Linked DNA regions of Mus musculus: region 2 is linked to region 1. The links are chromatin loops, found by intact Hi-C in ENCODE. Cell type or tissue: left cerebral cortex. All regions are shown on one strand. Each heading gives the region's core, and the rest is flanking DNA. Links, peaks and the distances in the headings are about the cores only.

Evidence for each region. Hi-C counts contacts between places; a loop is a spot of excess contacts. Peaks named below come from ENCODE experiments on the same cell type or tissue, not always from the same donor. Only the 100,000 strongest peaks of a DNase experiment are listed, where the experiment ranks them.
Region 2: it touches region 1 in a loop (2.8-fold over the local background); 2 of 42 quality-filtered maps call a loop at or near these places.

Annotation. Positions count from the first base shown.
Region 1 is chr12:116,402,165-116,407,469 of GRCm38, forward strand. It overlaps Ncapg2 (non-SMC condensin II complex, subunit G2), which reads left to right and starts at 3,272. Exons shown (of 29, transcript NM_133762.4): 1 at 3,272-3,297; 2 at 3,538-3,713; 3 at 5,034-5,146. The coding sequence starts at 5,069. D430020J02Rik (RIKEN cDNA D430020J02 gene) reads right to left here and starts at 2,997. Exons shown (of 2, transcript NR_028421.1): 1 at 2,803-2,997; 2 at 1-2,479. In left cerebral cortex, for the core only: a CTCF peak has its summit at 3,285; DNase peaks (open chromatin) are centred at 2,374 and 3,084; H3K4me3 peaks cover 1,545 bases; H3K27ac peaks cover 587 bases.
Region 2 is chr12:116,617,261-116,622,565 of GRCm38, forward strand. All of the region lies in intron 2 of Ptprn2 (protein tyrosine phosphatase, receptor type, N polypeptide 2), which reads left to right. Among named protein-coding and RNA genes, the nearest start is that of Ptprn2, 130 kb to the left of the region's middle. In left cerebral cortex, for the core only: a CTCF peak has its summit at 2,894 (motif pointing left); DNase peaks (open chromatin) are centred at 1,556, 2,185 and 2,869; H3K27ac peaks cover 2,063 bases.

The DNA.
Region 1 (5,305 bases), core at 196-5,195:
ACAGTCATCTGTCCTATGTCGGGAAGGCTGGCTTCCCCTGGGGTAACATCTAAATCTTTTAAATTCAATCCAGGCAACAGAACTCATTCTAGACATTTGGAGCATGAAGTTCAGTAACCATTTCTGAAGGGACTTTCCAAGTGATAATGAAAGACCCCCAAAGGGAGACCCTCACTCAAGTCTTGGGAAGGCGAGCACCCAGCGAGACACTGAGACTGGACTTGCTGTAACCACACGAGGAAGTTTTATGGAAAGCGAGACGGAACGAGAGCTCAGGCCAGCATGCTGGGGTCGAGACTCACACACCACCAGGCAGGGGTAGAGGAGTTCGACCCCCGACCGAAACTCTCTTAAGGCTTATAAAGGCAAAAACCACAAAAAAGGGGGAAGGATTGGGGAGGAAATAGGGGAAGGCCAAAACCATAAATTTACTCAACAGTTAGGTCATGTGCTACATTAAGCAACACACCTGGGGCGTTGTATTGAGAATACATGGCCCGAAATAAGTAAGAGCATAAGAATTATTAAAGGCCCAGCTAGGGTAGAGAGAAGGGTGGTAAACCATGGAGACTTAATAAATCAACTTTCAAACCATCCCTGCCTCTCCTCTCTCTTTTTTACGTATATCTAAGCATTCCCTGAGCTTGGCCATAGAATCCCTGATCACTCCTGAATGATCAACATAAAAACAACATTCTTCTTTTAGGGCTGCACAGAGTCCTCCTTCTTTGAGGAATAATAAGTCTAGTCCCTTCCTATTCTGCAGCACTACTTCTGACAGGGAAGTTAAAGATTCTTCTAATTTGGTTATAGACTGTTCTATAGCTCCTAGATCAGTATCCATAGCTGTACGTAATTCTTCATAATACTGGGGGGTCTGAATCAAGGCAGCGGTACCTGTACCTACTCCGGCCGCTATTCCTAGTCCTAAAAGTACTGCTAAGGTTAAGGTGATGGGTTCTCTCTTCCAGCGGACCCGGTGATCAAATTCATCTACAAAGGAGCTATCATCATGGTATAGGAGTCTAGGAACAAGTTGAACCAGAATGCAGAAATCTTTGGAACCATTAAAAACAGAAGTAGACACACAAGGAGACCTGTGTTGCAAGCCCATACTGTGTCTATGGGGGGGGGGGACGACTAGATACTGACCACCTTCGCTAGGCTGTACGTGCTGGGTCTGATTACAGAGGTGCCGTCTGTCATGAGGTACCCGGCCTAAACAAAGTCCACTTCCTGAGATTGCTGCCAGAGTCAACTTTCTGTTTTCCCCCCAAGGGCATTGAGAGGGGTCTGAAGTTTTATTATAAATCCTCATCTGAGCAATTCCCTCATAATAAGGGGGGCTAGAGGCATAGCACAGCCAGCAAGACCGAGTAATGTTGGGATCAGTACGATTGAGGACCAGGAATGCCCCTTGTATTAGGCTAAATAGGCGATTCTTGGTATCTGGGGGCATGGGAGTGGTTGGAACCCGATCCAAGGAAGGAGTGTGAGCCTTGGTCGGATAGTCTGATGGAGACCCAGGGATGGTAGGCCTGGGAAGCAGTAACGAAGGCTTTTCAACTAGAACAGGGTTAGGTCCTACTGGTTGGGTCGGGGGCTACTGAGGCTCAAACGAACCATGACTGATGACCCAGGCTTTCCACTATAGTCATAAAAAACTAATCCCCACCGCATGCCCCTTATCCATGCCTTGATGTCATATTTTTTTCCTGTGTCTGTAAATTTGATCAGTACTCTGTCTAAATCATCGGGGCGACAGTCAGCCCTTTTATACAGTTCCATTACGGTGTGCTTTCCAGGCCCTGAGTTCTGAAAAGAGAACTCAGCCCTGTCAGGAACATGACCACTAGCCCATTTCCAATCACCATCGTTGGAAGTAACACAATTCCATTGGCCACAATAATAGGAGGCTGACCCTCCGCATAAGGACCACTTGCTGTGCTCTGGGCAGCAGTAGAATCCATAGCTTCTTACTAGATTAGGGGGAGTGCTTCTAGCAGCTGGAATTATCTGTTTGAGGCAGAAGGCTAGGTCTGGCCACCATGTCCCTGGCGGCGCTGTTTTGGAGGTGGTAAACAAGACCTGATCCGAATCAGGACCGAGAACTTGCCAAGTTAGAGTCAGAGGCTGGTGTGGGTTGTGGTTCTTTAGGCCCAGGGTGACTCCTGTGACCCAAGCGAAGCTTAAGAGGATTGTCAGTGGCTGCCACCATCCAGTTGTCTTCATCTTGGCTGGGTGCCTTTTTGACGTGGGAGGCATGGATCCAAGCAGCGATCCCGTCTACTTTTACTGCCGTGGGGGTGGTCAACAGCACCAGATACGGTCCTTTCCACCGGGGCTCAAGCGTGCCAGTGCGATGTCGTCTGACCAAGACTGAGTCTCCAACCTGGAACCCGTGAGGCACTGCTATGGTTCCCGGAGTGTAGGCTTCTCTGATCTGGTTGCAGATCTGTGTTTTAACAACCTCTAGGGCCTTTAGGTGAGCAAAAAGAGCAGAGGGTGAGGATGAGTCAGTGCCAAGATCCAATATCCCACCTGACTCAGTTAAGGGAGGCGGTCCCCCAAAGAGAATCTCATAAGGGGTAAGACCGAAATGTCCAGGAGTGTTTCGGACCCTGAGGAGCGCAAAGGGAAGGAGAGTCACCCAGTCCTTTCCGCCGGTCTCCATGACTAATTTAGTAAGGGTCTCTTTTAAAGTCCTACTCATTCTTTCTACCTGTCCTGAGCTCTGGGGCCTATAAGCACACTTAGAAACTTCCAATTAGTCCCCAATTGTGTGGCCAATTCCTGACTTACCTGGGCAACAAATGCGGGCCCATTGTCTGAGCCGATTACCTTAGGGATCCCGAACCGAGGCAGGATTTCTTCAAGAATCTTCTTGGTTACCACTTGAGCAGTCTCGGACTTGCTCTCCCTCCTCCGTCTGATATCAGCGTGACGTCTCACCGAGCAGCTGGCAAGGAACACAGAAGCAACAGCAGCGCTCCCAAGGAAGGTGGGTGTGTGTGGGCGGAGGGCGGGAAACACAGCCAGCAGCTCTGCGCCTGCGCATCCCGTGAGCGCGCTAAAGAGACTCCCGCCAGAGGCTCTGAGTCACGCCCAGGAGGCGGTGCTTGGGCCTTGGGGGCGGAGCCTGGCTGCAGAGCTGTGGGGGATATGGGCGTGGCCGGGACGGCGTCAGATCTCGTGAGAGCGGCGACTGGTGACGGGGTGGAGGGCGGGAGCGTCCGGGGTATACGCGGGTGTGTTTGAATCTGGTCCGAGCGCGGGAAACTATGGGTCTGTGGTGAGGTGAGCGCCGCGCGGTGAGTTGGGTGGGAGGTGAGTAGGACTCGGCGGCCGGCGACCGCGGCTGGGCGGCGGACACCGTCGCGGGTCTCACGTCCGCGGCCGCCATCGGTTTCGAGCGCTTGTGGAGCGGGAGGTGCTGCGGGAGGGCAGAGCGGGATCCCCCGGCTGACTGGGAAGGATCCCAGACCGAGAAGCGGGGCTCGCCAGGGAGGATCTCAGCCTGGAACCCGGGTTCACTAGGTAGGACCTCAGACTAGGACGACCCCGGGAGAGGGCCCGAGTGTGACTGGCGAGGACTCCGGAAAATGACCTGCGCACAGTAGGGAGGCTCTCAGGCAAGGACCTGATGCAGACTACGGAGGACCGGGGACGCAGACCTGAGTCTGACTAGAGAAGACCCCTGAGAAGGAGCCTGGGTGAGTAGGTAGTACCAAAGACCTGCACCCGGGTTGACTAGCGAGAACCCCAGCCCTGACCAGAGAATGACATGGAAGATCCTGGCACGGGGCTGGGGAGCTGACTAGGGAGGACAGCAGTGTTGACACTTAACTGGGGCCTGACGTGGTGGTGAAGACGCTGGATTTATTCTTGCACTGACATAAGGGAGGAACCCGAACCTATACCTAGGACTGATCTAGGGAGCAACTTAGTTATGAACTAAGGAAAGAGAAAAATCAAGATACGGAGTCACGGTTTGTAAGTAGCATATGTAGACATTATATGGCATACTAAGTTGCCAAAGACATGTACTTAAGTAAACAAAGTGACCATAATTAGTAAAGTGGTGATACTGGCAACCCACCTTTCCCTCTCCATTTTATTCATCACAAAAAAGTTATGGTTCACAATTCAGCCATTTGAATCGGGGAATGAAGTGGCTATATTTAAAATTTACTAATATGAGGAGTTGTCAAATTGAGGTTATTTTCTACTTTTATTCAATTTAGAATAGGAATGCATATTTATTGTGATTCACACTCTATAATTAATGCCAATAATTCTCCATATTGCTGTATTTCTAAAGGTATGAGAGATTTTCAAATTTATTCTTAAGATGAGAAGACCTGTTGCAAATATCATTTGTTGTAACTGTATTGTTAGGTTTTTGTTTTGAGTATGTCATCGTAGCACCAGGTGTAAAGGTAAAATAGGATGGCATTTTACCTGGGAGATCACATGTAGGAAGAAGAATGAGCAAGGTCCCCAGAGCTCTCATTATCCTGTAGGTGTGCAGAGGAGGGGAGGGTGCTGGAGTGGGGCACAGATGCACTGCCTAACAAGCTCCCAGGTGACCTCAGGGCTGTTTTTGTGGTTTTACTTCCAAGTCTCTCTCTTGAAAAACAAGAGAGAATTGTTGGGTGGGATCTTCTTGGAGGAATGGGACTTTAGAAGTGGAGTCTGCAGAATTCAGATGTGGAGATGAGCCTGACCCTATTGCATAAGTCAGGTCTTTCTTCCCAAGCCAGCATCTAAAAGGCTAAACGTAAGAGAAAGTAAGATTCCTGAGGCAGTTTTAATTTCTTGTTGCTTTCATTGTAGTTACATTGATAATTGGTGATCACATAGATGTTTTGTTTATAACATCATCAGATTTTTTTTCAGATTATTGCAGTTTTGTATCATAGTGTTATAAACTGTCTTCTGTAGTGGTATAAAGTTTCTTGAATGTTTGTATTAAATTAAAACTTACGGGACATTTTGCACATTTACGTTTTGGTCTGATTGTATCTTACTAGGGTTGTAAGGCTCCCTTAGAACAGTCACATCCGTCATGGAAAAACGTGAGGCGTTCATCCAAGCAGTATCTAAGGAGTTGGTTGAAGAGTTTCTGCAGTTTCTTCAACTTGATGTAAGTTATGTGTTTTACTTTTATTGTAGTTTGACCCTGGATGTTCTAAAATCGTGTCACCGAGTAAAATACAGTTCTCTCAATGAATGTTTATTTTTAAAAAGCTAGGTAAATTCTTTAGAATGAAATGGGGCTGAGTTAAAAAGTAGAAGATAAACA
Region 2 (5,305 bases), core at 250-5,249, 220 kb after region 1:
GTGTAGTTTCCAACCCTCATCAAAGAGGTTTCTTTCTGCAGCAGAACATTCAAGAAATATATAAGTGGTCAAAATGCACAACTGAATGTGGGTGCTCATCCCCAACTGATACATCAGCATCAAATGTGGGGTGCTTATCTCCAATTGATACAGCCACAATGCACCCCTACACCAAAGGCCCAGGGAACAGTTTGGAAGAAAGGGTGGGAAGATTTTAAGAGCTGGAGGACCAGGAAGTCTCTTGTAGATAGTAACTTCTAGCTATGACAGGGAAGTGACACTTGTGGATTTTTAACAATATAATTGACTAAACACCATGTTGACATACCATCATGGATGGAACACTCTCACAAAGCTACACTCTTAAATGAAGTGCCAGACACTATCAATGGCTACAAAGAATCAGTTTCAGTGCCAGTTTCTGGGGACATGGAATCAAGAGCCTGCTGATTGGTTATTCAATCCTAAGAGGTTAACCCTCAACACATACATATCAGCAATACTAAATGGAATTAGTAGTCTCTCTCTCTCTCTCTCTCTCTCTCTCTCTCTCTCTCTCTCTCTTTCTCTCTCTCTCTCTCTCTCTCTCTCTCTCTCTCTCTGTGTGTGTGTGTGTGTGTGTGTGTGCATGAATGAGCATGTGTGTGATCATAATACTTAGTAAGCACTGTTCCAGTGAGTTACATCCCCAGCAAGTCACAATAATAAAGAAAAGGCCATGAACTTGAGAGTTAGTTTCAGGGAACATGGGAGGAATTAGGGGTATAAGAAGTAGGGAAGAAACAATCTCATTACAGTACTCATGTATGAAATTCTAAAGAAAAGTAAAACATTTAAATAAAAATATAAACAAAATTAGTAAGTTCAAGAAAAGGAATAAAAATTGAAAACAAAAAAAAATAGATGAGAATACAAGGTTTTTTATATTCAGGGTAAAGGATGATTTTGAGACAAGGTCTAGGAAGCCCTAACCACAGAAACAATAATGATGGAAGAATTCAGCTACATTAAAATCAAGAAGGTAAGAAAGGTGTCAGAGAACGAATCCAAAAAACCAGGCTCCAGGATGGGAGAAACTTCTCATGGCATAACCAACAAATTACTTTAAAACTGAGAACCACCAGACCACTAAGAAGAAGCCCAGCATTTGGACAGGAACTTTGATGGAAGAAATCCAAATGACTGAGGAGCAGCTAAAATGGCACTTGACTTAATTATAAAATTAGCTGTGTGAGGTCCCTGGACCCACTATATGAGTGGACCTAGGCTTGCCTGTTCCAGCTGCTTCTGGGGACATGGAATCAAGAACGACACACTCGTGGAGGACACATGGTATCCAAGAACGACAGAAGCCAAGAGTTGGGAGGAGGTCTGGGTGTGAGTGATCCTGAGCCTAAATATGATCCAGTGTCCCTAGGTGATGTGTGTGCTGCAGGAACGTCTGACATGTTCTGCATGACTCGCGGTCTTATATGCATGGCCCAGAGACAACCAAAGTTTGTATAAAGCGATTCTAACAGTTAGTTAATCCTCACCACTTACTCCCACTCAGAGTGTGGGACTTTCGAGTTGTTCCAACAGGGCATATTTGAGACCCAGGAACTGTTGTCAAAGAGGTTTTTGGAGCCTGAGCCACTGCTGGACATGTTGTAAGCTCCTTTGGAAGTTTTCTGTTTCAGGACCACATTTTTCGAGCTCAAGAGAGGTTGTATAACTTCCATTCAATTTGATAAAATCAAATTTGTTCCTTCAGTTTAGGGTGAGAGGGGAGATGAGGTAGATGAGACGACTGTCACCATCTTCAGCAGGTCTGACAACGCAATCCATTCTTCTTGTTTGGGGGTTTGGACAGGTTCTTTTGGACAACAAGCAGCTGAGCCTAGCTCTGTGCATCTCCTCTGCTGTGAAAGATTGTGAGCCCACCCTATAGCTCTGGAGTGGAGATGAATCCTAGGGGTGAACCACTGTCCCTTCATATCCCAGAGCCGAATGTCCTCACTATGGAGTTATGGACAGGTGTTTCTATCCCAGTGCTGTGGTAGAAGGAGCGATTCCAGTGTCCCCTCCTCTTCTCTCTCTCTACTCCCACCATCTCCTAAAAATAAATCCTTTTAAAATGACTTTGTCACTGTGCAAATGACAGGTAGAACACTGCATGTTTTACTGGCTGGAACCAGCTCCAGGTGAGTCTGCTTAGCTAAACCGAGGCTGGATTGTTTCTAGAGAGGCCCCGGGGACATTTTCTTTTCTGACTCTGCAGTCCAGGAAACACTGCTGTCCATCCAGGCTAGCTCAATTAGAAAGCTTCCAGCTAGAGCAGGAAATGCTGGAATTTCTTGGAAGACAGAAGGGCATTGCTCCTTGTCTTGGGGAGGCCCAGGCCTAGGGCTGGGTACTTTTTGTATGTAGGACACTTGTGTCATGCAAACAGTTGTAGCTGCAGATACTCAAGGATTTCTTGGCTTTGGGCAGGGAGCAGTGGTTGGTATGGAGTCTGAGAAAGGAAGGGGCTATGGCTGGATAAAGCCCTCCCCAGCCATCTTATGGTTGTCTGAATTGTATTTGGTGAGTTTCTTCCCCTTTGCTCATTCCCAAGCCTTGGCCTTTCTAGCCATCATGGCTCTCATCGCTGTAGCATACGCAGTACCAGAGAGGCACCCACCTGACTCTGGACTTCTTTGCAGTTTGCTAGCTTCTGAGAGGTTGGGTGTCACGTTGCAGAAGACCATTGCAAGTGGATTGTCTTAGTCTCAGAAAGTACTGGACTCTTGCTTCCTTATCAGGTAGATTCTCCCTTGTGGCTAGAGAAGGTTGGTGCTGCTGCAGCACATGGAGACCGAAAACAACTTTCTCTTTGGAATCAGCCAGAGCTGGGTCTTAGGCGCCCTCTGCAGGACAGTTTTGGGGAAACAGGATGAGAAATAACTTCCCTCTTTCTGGTGATGGAAGGGTCCACACTAAATTGTATTTTCTAATTAAAAAGTATCTCATGGTCATTGTAACATTCTATAAAATATATGTATTCCGGATATGGCACACACACTCTCTCTTTCTTCTCCTATTGGAGAAACAATTTTCAAATTACTCCCTAGAGACTGGTACCTAGGCCCTGGGTACCGTGACATCTGTATTTGACTCTGCCCATGTGATGCATCCACAGAGAGTGGCTCTGGAGAAAATGGCCTTGGCCAGGCCACAAGCTATCTGTGCTTGACTTCTTGCTCAGAGGGAAGTAGCCATTCTGACGGGGCCATGTGAGGTCCTTCTGTGATCCCTCTAGAGTTGGTGTATAGCTCGGTGGGGTGCTTCAGGGTAGGTAAGAACTACCTCCCCATTCACCCCCTGCTTTGTGGAAGCCTCCTTCTCTCTAGAAGTGACCCATGGTTGCTGGTCCTGTGGAGATGTCCCTCAGCAGTGGCTGGAGTCTGGGATCTGGGCTTTAGCTTGCCTTTCTGTGAAGTTCTGTGCTATCTGTGAGTGGGAAGGTTAGAGGCATGAAGCTGGGCAGATCTGGGTTTAGGCTTTTCTCAAGATAGGAGCACCTGATAATTCTCACCAAACTTGAGAGAAATGAAACCTAATAAGAAAATGAATACTTTTCTTGACCTATTAAACCAATTTGGTGGCAGTTGGAACTAAGGGTACCTTAGACATGTTGTCTATTGCTGTTACAAACACCATGACCATAGCAACTTGGGAAGGACAATGTTTATTTGGCTTCCATATCACAGTCTATCATCAAGTAAATCAGGGCAGCAAGTCACAGAAGGAACCCAGAGGTAGGAACCGAAGCAGAAGCCATGGACACATAGGCTTGTTCCTAGTGGCTTGTTTAGACAGCTTTCTTACACTGTCCAGGACATCTGCCCATAGGTGACACCACCCCACCCACGGTGAGCTCACTAGTTGCATTATAAATCCATCAAGGGATTGATGCAAACAGTCAAGTTACACAGGATCTCATCCTCTCAGGGAAGTTCCCACCAATGTCTCCAGAGGTGAGGTCCATAAATCTCACAGGCCCTTCTCAGTCCAGTCAGGCTGATCTCCAAGATTCAACATTGATGTCAACGCTTGTACTTCGGAAGACCTGTTCCATAGCTTTTTTTGAGGTTAAACAAACAAACAAACAAACAAACAAAAAACCACCAAAAGTTGACATTTGTCAGCCTTGTGTGGACTAACCTCAGAGACGCTATAAAATACCCGACCTTTGAACATTACAGTAAAACAAGCAGAAGTCACAGTCACAGAGAAAATTGTCAGTGTTTGCACAGGAGGGTGCATTATGCTCAGGTAAGGCTGCCAGCGTGGAAACTGTGGAGATCAGAGACCAGAGGTGGCTCTCCCTCCCGATGTGGTGTAAGGGAATACGTGACAAGCACAGAGAAGAAGTACAGGTATATCCAGGCAAGTAGACCCCAGGTCCTCGGGAGATGTCATCAGCAGATACCTTTTTCTGAGATTACCAGAATCATCCTGGCAGGAAAAATCCCCCCACCCCCAGCCCCCAGAGATGCAGGAAGACCAGCCTGCCTGGCACACAGTGAGGATGGAGGGTGTGGTGCAGGTGAGTCAGCGTGCCACACACTTTGGCTTGTTTGAGATGTTTGGGGCATTACTGCAATAAACCCAAGGCTGTTCTTTATGATGCTAAGAATCCTTGACTTAAAATCTAACCTTCCAACGCAGTCTTAAGTGCCCAATAGATACAGGTAAAGTGTTGTACAGCAAATTTTTAAAACTCCCTATCTACTGATGAATAATTCCCCTCCCTCCCTCAGCCACTGACAGTCACTGTTCTTTTTGCTTCTCTGATTCTCATGGCCTTTGCTAGTCCCTTTAAGTGAGACCTGTGGTTGGCTTATCTCTGGTAGCATGGTGCCTTCCAGGCTCATCCATACAGTCACTTGTAAGAGTTTCATCTTTTAGCCAGGCGTGGTGGCGCATGCCTTTAATCCCAGCACTCGGGAGGCAGAGGCAGGCGGATTTCTGAGTTCGAGGCCAGCCTGGTCTATAAAGTGAGTTCCAGGACAGCCAGGGCTACACAGAGAAACCCCCGACTTGAGGGAAAAAAAAAAGAGTTTCATCTTCTTTAAAGATTCAGTCATATTCTAGTCTGTGGATGTGCCAGCATTAAAGGGCAAATCAGAGAGAGACAAAACAGACCGCCCTGCCAGGTGTGGCAGGAGAGTGGTGATATGGACAGACATCAGGCTAACATGAAAGAAGCTGTTTGACAAGACTGGAAACCCTTCTCCATGTGGGCTATGTGTAACAGAGAGCTCATGTACTATATAAATGA